2 separate regions of the Homo sapiens genome follow, and region 1 is linked to region 2. The links are chromatin contacts, found by Hi-C or POLR2A ChIA-PET in ENCODE. All regions are on one chromosome and are shown on one strand. Each heading gives the region's core, a stretch centred on a gene start or an enhancer-like site at or near the end of the contact. The rest is flanking DNA. Distances are from core to core; before and after follow the strand shown. Region 1 overlaps HECW2 (HECT, C2 and WW domain containing E3 ubiquitin protein ligase 2). Region 2 overlaps HECW2 (HECT, C2 and WW domain containing E3 ubiquitin protein ligase 2).

Region 1 (3,691 bases), core at 294-2,793, 150 kb before region 2:
GTTTTTAACTTAATTTGTATGTCTTTTGGTTTTGTAGTTTATAAAAGCTGTAAGCATAAGAGGTTTATACATATTTTATATTTGTACACATTTAAGTTTAAAATAAAAGTGACTAACGTCAACATTATAGGTCCGCAATATTTCTTTTTCCTTTTAGAGTGGAAAAATAACAGATGTGACTCTTACAAATTTTCATGAGTCCACCCAGCGTTTGGAATAACATAACAAGTTTGAGAAATGTTGTTAAAGACAACTGATCATGATTAGAGGAATGTTTGAAAATTACTTTAATATATTTATTCAAGTTTATAATGTATACAGTTAGAAGGAATCTGTGGCAGTCCTCTCTGTTGCCCAGTCTAGAGTGCAGTGGTACAATCATAGCTCACTATAGCTTCAAACTCCTGGGCTCAGGTGATCCTCTTGCCTCAGTCTCCTGAGTAGGTGGGACTACAGGTATGTACCACCACACCCAGCTAATTTTTAAACATTTTTGTAGAGACAGGGTCTTGCTATGTTGTCTGGGCTGGTCTTGAACTCCTGGCCTCAAGTGATCCTCCTGCCTCAGCCTCCCAAACTACTAGGATTATAGGAGTGAGCTACTTACTGCATCAGCCTGGCTTCTTCTTAACAAAGAAATTCAATTCAACCTCAGTGGTAATATAATGAAGATTAAGGTTATACTAATACAAAGTATTATCATTTGGCTCTCTCTACATGGGTACGTTTATCTCTCTGTGCCCCTTAGAGTACATTCTAGCACTTTTATGGGTACACCTTCTGATTTGGCTAGTGAGGTACAACTTAAATTCCTTTTGAAACATAAGTTTCTTCAGGGCAAAAGCCCTTGCTCCTTTATCTTTTTTTTTTTGAGATGGAGTCTCACTGTGTCACCCAGGCTGGAGTGAAGAGACCCAATCTCGACTCACTGCAACCTCTGCCTCCCGGGTTCAAGTGATTCTCCTGCCTCAGCCTCCAGTGTAGTTAGGATTACAGGAATGCGCCACCATGTCTGGCTAATTTTTGTATTTTTAGCGGAAATAGGGTTTCATATGTTGGCCAGGTGAACTCCTGACCTCAAGTGATCCACCCACCTCGGCCTCCCAAAGTAGCTGGGATTACAGGCACGAGCTATGGTGCTCAGCCCGTCCTCCTTTATCTTTGTGTTCCCCAAGTACAAAACACTTTTCTGTCTACCTGATAAGTGCTTAGTAAAATACAAAGCAGGGACATGATTAATTTAGGCCAAAATAACGTATGTGGCTCCTAACAATTTCCACCCGGTGTTTGGAATAAACAATCTTGCTATCTTTTTTTTTTCTTTTTTTCCTGTGGCAGAGAAATAAAAAAAGAATTGGAAAGCCAATGTCCAATTATTTACTAAAACAGAATCCACTGGAGAGAAATGCAAAGGCAGGTAAAAAGGCAATCTCTTAACATGAAAACTCACAACTGTAAAATGAGAACCTAAACTATACAGCGACAAACTCAGGAAAAAGTCTCCAGCTACTGCTGTCTCTCAGACTCTCACAGTATGTGTAACCACTTCCTCCTCTGCACGGAATCACCCCAGAAGATCAACTCTACTAGATCATTTGAGGACAATGAACAAAGTCTCAAGACTGAATTCCCACAGAAAACATTCTCATGAAACCACCCAATATTCTGGTGAAGTTAAAGAAGGGCATGTGTTCGGAGACAACCAGAAGCAGCAATGCTCAAAACCACAAAACTCTGGATTGCCGACTCTGCACATCCTGGTTCCTCTAGATACAGTTCAGTGGCACATTCACAAATAAACGTTTTCAAAAACTGCCCTCAGGCAGTTCTAGAGAAATGCTTTGACTTGCCTAATGGTATAATGTCAAGAAAGGAAGACGAGCACTGATCATTCATACTCATTATTACAGTCACAGGGCACTGTCTGACTTGACAGATACAGCCGAGCAGTTAAAAGGTTATGGGAATTTAAGTCCATTATGGTCATACGATTCTTATGGACCCAGAGATATGAAATTAATCAGCCACATGTGTAGGGACAAAGTTTGTCATAAATAGATATAAGTTATCTGCATGCTAAGAACTTAGTTACTTAACTCTGTTTCCTCATGTTAATATAAACATAATTATAGAATGCAAATGAAATACTTAGCCTGGAGCCTATTATATAGGAAGCACTCAATAATTTCAAACTATTGAGTATATTATTAGATAGGCTCCATAATTATTTATTCCTTTTTCAACAGACAGTATGATCTATTGAAAATAAAGCCAAACTAGATTTCTTTGACCCACTCCTTTTTCTGTTTGTATTGTTGGCAAGTTGTTCTAAATCAACTTGCCAACATACTATTAACATGTTATTAACATAGAAGGGATGCTTATTTTGTTTGCTTTGTAAGAAATGCTTCTGATTCAGTAACTGGGCAATTTATTTAAATATAAGTAAAAAGCAGATTTTATTAAAAACTACTTTGTGCTATCATAAATAACTCATTGTTCTCTGTGATTCAGAAGTGGATTTATTATTCTTTTGGGGTTGGGGAAGGCACTGAGACTGGTTTCAGCACTGATATTTTGCTTTGGTCCACAGACAGTCCAAGTCTAATGAGTTACTAAAGGAAAATGACATTTTACTGAACTGTTTTCTTCATAAATATAACAGAATGTAGGAAAAATCAACAGTAAAACAGATGTACCTAAAATATTATTATTCCTCATGTAAGAAAACCATCTTGAAAATCATGATTGAACCACTTATTAGCAAAAAAACACAATACTTTGGAGAAATATCCAGTGGATGAATGCATGTATAATTTGGGGAATCTTTCAAAGTTACATCAGAGAACAATGTTTATCAGAAAATAATTTAACAAATATCTGAGAGTGATACTATGAAAAGAACCTAAACTAATTTTGGCTATTGGAGTTCCTGTTTTGGGCCTTTTAAATTTTAGGTGATTGACTGTCCAGTTGTCTTCAAGTTGACATTAATAGTTAAAAGAGATTCCATGCATCAAAAATGTGAAAATTAGATATATACGTGATATACAATTCAAAAGCATATGCAGATCTATAAATTAGTACATCCATTCAAATAAAACATGACTAGCACTTATTCCTTTTGCAGAAGTCATAGAATAGATGACAGGTTCTAAGAATCTGTGTTCCTTACTGCCCTGAAGAAGAAAGTCTCTAATCTCTTAATAGGCCTACAAGATAATTAGTTCCTTGGAAAGGTATTTTAATATACCTTTGGATGGCTTCTAAAACGTTATCTTAATGATATTGCCATGATATTTTGGCCCTCAGTAATTTCCAGCTAAACCTTGAGCCAGAAGGCTCAGTCCTCAGTCTAGGCATGGAGCAGTCAAGGCTGGTTTTATTGTGTAAATGTAAAATATTTTAGAGTAACGCTCCCTGTAGGAAACAATGTGACAGCACCACTAAAAAGCCCTCCTATAAACAAATTAATAGTTGAATTAAAGATGGCCAGGCAGGGTGGCTCACGCCTATAATCCCAACACTTTGGGAGGCCCAGGAAGGCAGATCACTTGAGGCCAGGAGTTCAAGACTGGCCTGGCCAACATGGTGAAACCCCATCTCTACTGAAAATACAAAAATTAGCCGGGCATGGTAGTGCATTGCTGTAGTTCTGGCTACTCAGGAGGCTGAGGTACAAGAATTGCTT
Region 2 (4,109 bases), core at 408-2,907:
TGACCAGGTTGTTTTCTTTTGCGACCAGTGTAGGAAAATCTGTTCTAAGCCTCTTTCCTTGGTGTGCAGGTGACCGTCTTCATGTCACATGCTGCTTCCCCTTTCCATAGGGCAACAGTCATATTGAATTAAGGCCCACCCTAATGACATCATTTAACTTGCTTACCTCTGTAAAGACGCTGTCTCCAAATAAGACCACATTCTGAGGTACTGGGGTTACGACTTCAACATATGAATTTGGGGGGTGCCAGGACACAGCATCTGGATTATAGAAGGCACAGTCCTTATTCACAAAGAGTTTATCATCCCATTTTGAGGTCAGGATTTAGTCACAGGACACATTCAGAACACCCTTTAGGGAATGTAATCAAATGATAAACTCTTTGTTTTGGCCAGGAAGCCTTTAGAGCAGTGGCTTTGAAATTTCATGTTCACAGTCCCCTTCACAATTACTGCCACATCTTGATGCTACTATTTACTTGATGCTTTTTCATCTTTGCTCTTTTTACTTAAGTGAGTTTACCTCAGTCCATTAATGGAAAACCAGTATCCCTGCCAAAAATAGAAAGTAAATTTAAAACTAAACACATTACAATTAAATTTTAAAATACTGCCCATGAATCATATGAAATCCTTTTACCCCAGTTCAACATAGCCCTAAAGGCTGGAAGGAGCCCTCTGAATTAGGAAATTATTAGACAACTTTGGTCCAAATTCTGTCACCATCATCTGTCATGGGTAAGCAACTTAACCTGTTAACTTCCTCCTCTGGTTCCCACCATCAGGTGGCACAGTTAATCAGGTGGAGAGCTGCCCTAAGAATTATATGAAATATGAAATAACATGAAATAGAGCTGGGCATGATAGCTCTCTCCTGTACTCTCAGCAGTTTGGGAGGCCCAGGCTGGAGGATCACTTGAGGCCAGGAGTCCAAGACTAGCCTGGGCAACATAGAGAGACCCTGTCACTACAAAAAAATTAAAAAATTAGCCAGGCATGGTGGTGTACTGCCTGCAGTCCCAGCCACTCAGGAAGCTGGCGTGGGAGGATCGCTTGAGCACAGGAGCGTGAGGTAACAGTGAGCTATGATTGTGCCACTGCACTCCAGCCTGGGTGACAGAGCAAGACCCTGTCTTTTTTTTTTTGAGATTGAGTCTCACTCCATTGCTCAGGCTGGAGTGCTGTGGTTCAATCTTGGTTCACTGCAACCTCCGCCTCCCAGGTTCAAGCAATTCTCCCGCCTCAGCCTCCCAAGTAGCTGGGATTACAGGCACGCACCACCATGCCCGGCTAATTTTTGTATTTCTAGTACAGACAGGGTTTCAAATGTTGGCCAGGCTGGTCTCAAACTCCTGACCTCAGCTGATACACCCGCCTTGGCCTCCCAAAGTGCTGGGATTACAGGTGTAAGCCACTATGCCCAGCCGACCCTGTCTCAAAAAAAATTATATGAGATAATATTATTAGAAGAGCTCTCTCAATATAAAAGCACTATAAAAATATTATCATGGATAAAATGGACAGCAGATGAAAAACTTGAACCCTTACTTCTGCTCTTTTCCACTCTCTAATCTGGAGCTCTCCCTGTATTCTCTGAGGTTTCCTACAGTTACACTGCCCACCCACACCAGCCTGCACTTCTCTTAGCCTGTTGGCTGGTGCTGGTCTCTATAGGAACGCGGAAGCTGTTCTTAGTGACAGATGACCTCATTTCCATCACCCCGTGCTTCAAGCCTCAAGGACTGAGGCAGGTTCTGCCTTCGTTGTGTGTTGCTGGTGATCACTACTCTGCAGCTCACCTCTGCACTCAGCTGTACCCCACCAACACAGTCATCAAAAAGCACTGAGAAGACAGTCCCCTGATTTTCTCTTCTTTGCTGCTTTTGAGTGAAATGCTTTGCTTTTCCATAAATAGTTCAGAGCCTCACGCCACGTGAATATTTCTTCAAAAGTGGTTCTCTCCAGGGGACTTGAGCACAGCTGTCAGTTAGCTTGACTCAGAAGCAACAGACCAGAGAAAGGCAACATTTCCCCCAACAGCACTGTTTTGTATCCCACTTTACTCAGCCAGAGTCAGCTCAATTTCACCTCTGAATCTGAGACTGAAACCCTACCTGTCCTCCATTCCTGTAACATCTCCATTTCCAACTTGAAAAATAAAGCCAAACAAATCTCAGTATGTGTTAGGATCTTCTCCCCTTCTAACTTCAAAGATAAAATGTGCTTAGGAGGCAGGGAAGGGCTGATTGAGCTGGTATCGCCATGATCTGGTGCGAACATTCTGTGAGTGTGGAGTGTCTCTCTTTCCCTCAAAGGGGCCTTCCTGAGTCCTAGAGAGAGGACCCATTTCTGGAGACTTGCACTTGCAAATTCCCCTGAGGTGGTCACTAGCCCTAGACACTAGGCTTCAGGACCACACACTGCCTCTTTCTGCCAGGGTCTTCCATCTGGCCTCTGAGGCCCCTGGGTAACATCAGCCCCTGGGGACTCCTTTCCAGCAGGAGTAACAGTGCCCCAACACCAGCTTTGTTGTGGGCGGATCCCCCACACCTGGTCCACAAGAATCATGTGTTCTTGCCCCAACAACTCAAACCGTGCAGGTTATTGTCAGCACAGCCCCTCTCACTCTGAGTTCCAGCCACAGCCTCTCACCTTGGGAGTCTTCAGGTGTGGGTCGGATATCAGTCCACTGCAGACAGCACTCATGAAGCTCTTAGAGCAGTTCCCTTCATGCCTCTCTCATCTGACTTAAGGTAGAGGGAAGTACCCCTGCTGAGGCCCTGAAGTGAAAGGTGACAGCCATACCCAAAGTCCAAAGTGAGATGCCTCACTGTCCAAGCAGGACATGGGAAGAAGGTGGTCCAGAATCATTCTCATGACCCTTACCTGGCTACCAGGTGAGAGAGGAGTTGTTGATTTCATAGGGGATTTCTCTGGGGCCACTGTCTATGTTCTGGTGAACCTGTTATCTTTGTCAAAAACATATACATACACTGAAAAGAAGCAGGGTACTTATATTCCTCGGTAGGAGACTGGATGTGCATGTTAAAAGTGTAGTAGGAGTCAAAATCTTGTACAAGGTTTCCAAGCCTATGAGATTGAAAAAATGGCATTTCTACCAACAAAAACAGGGGAATCAAGAACTGGTTTTGCTTGTCAGTCTGTTCGTTTTGAACAAACTGAGTTTGAAAGTGAGTAGCATATTTGGAGAGAAATGATCCTGGGAGCTTTAGACAGAGGTTGGGATTCAATAGGGGTATGCTGGGACACTGGCTCTCTGAGGGTGGGAAAGCCCTGATGTGTAGTGTTTGCTGCTTCCTGTGGTGTAAATGCTCTCATCACAGCTGACTTCCTGCTACCAATGTGCACGCGCTGAATGCGGAGCTGAGCTTTCGTGCATGACATGCAGAATGGGCTCCCAGGAGCCAGTAAGAGATGGCTCCAGGCACCTTTGGTTGGAGATGAAGCTTTCTGCTTAAACTGGCCTCTTAAAAGGAAGGACATCCACAACAAAGCCTGAAGAATATTTAGAATAAGGAAAGAAACAAGTTTCTGTAAAAATGAAAGGATTGGCCAGAAAACTGGGAGATCCAGGACAGTGTCACAGCCAATGAAGAAAAAAGTCTCAAAAAGAAGGGGCAAAAAACAGTATCAAAGGGTGTTGGGAGTTGAAGATTAACAAAAGGTTTAGTAATATGACTTTTAAGAGTTATTGTTGATTTCCAAGTGCATGGTTTTACTACATAGTAGGGATAGAGGGGTTCTAGTTGTAATTTCTCATAAAAATAAGAATTTTCTATTTGAATTTTATTTCTTCGTATCTTTCTCTTAATAGAGATAGCTTTTCTTACTAGAGATATTAAAGAAATTATGCTGAAATATTTTAGCTTATAGACACTTGCATTGGTCACACTGACCTTTAGAAAACAATAAATTACATCAGTTACAGTTTAGAGAAAGATGAATAAGTTTTAAATTTTGTGGCAAAGAAATGTTTGTACTATATACAATCATGTTAGATCATCTCACTCTCTCCTATGCCTAGGGCTTATATAAGCAAGCACTCAGCCCTGTGGATTTAAAATCCCAAGGACAGTGTGCTGCACTAA

The links. Hi-C counts contacts between places; a loop is a spot of excess contacts on that map. ChIA-PET counts read pairs that join two places held with the same protein, here RNA polymerase II (POLR2A). Pooled maps may share reads with other maps.
Region 1: a pooled map shows a loop between it and region 2 (2.2-fold over the local background). The contact joins two enhancer-like sites. A Hi-C loop is called at or near these places in 1 of 168 maps with a recorded cell type or tissue (endothelial cell of umbilical vein) and 2 of 50 pooled maps. POLR2A ChIA-PET finds 5 or more read pairs at or near these places in 3 of 52 experiments (AG04449, H1 and T-cell).

Annotation. Positions count from the first base shown.
Region 1 is chr2:196,261,713-196,265,403 of GRCh38, forward strand. All of the region lies in intron 17 of HECW2 (HECT, C2 and WW domain containing E3 ubiquitin protein ligase 2), which reads right to left. It overlaps HECW2-AS1 (HECW2 antisense RNA 1), which reads left to right. Exons shown (of 3, transcript NR_110226.1): 3 at 1,339-2,492. Among named protein-coding and RNA genes, the nearest start is that of HECW2-AS1, 3.5 kb to the left of the region's middle. RefSeq lists an enhancer at 1,503-1,622. Within about 2 kb of position 1,544, at least 10 of the 41 ENCODE cell types and tissues checked have a DNase peak (open chromatin) inside an H3K27ac peak, as active enhancers do.
Region 2 is chr2:196,412,219-196,416,327 of GRCh38, forward strand. All of the region lies in intron 2 of HECW2 (HECT, C2 and WW domain containing E3 ubiquitin protein ligase 2), which reads right to left. Among named protein-coding and RNA genes, the nearest start is that of HECW2-AS1, 150 kb to the left of the region's middle. RefSeq lists an enhancer at 1,862-1,911. Within about 2 kb of position 1,658, at least 4 of the 41 ENCODE cell types and tissues checked have a DNase peak (open chromatin) inside an H3K27ac peak, as active enhancers do.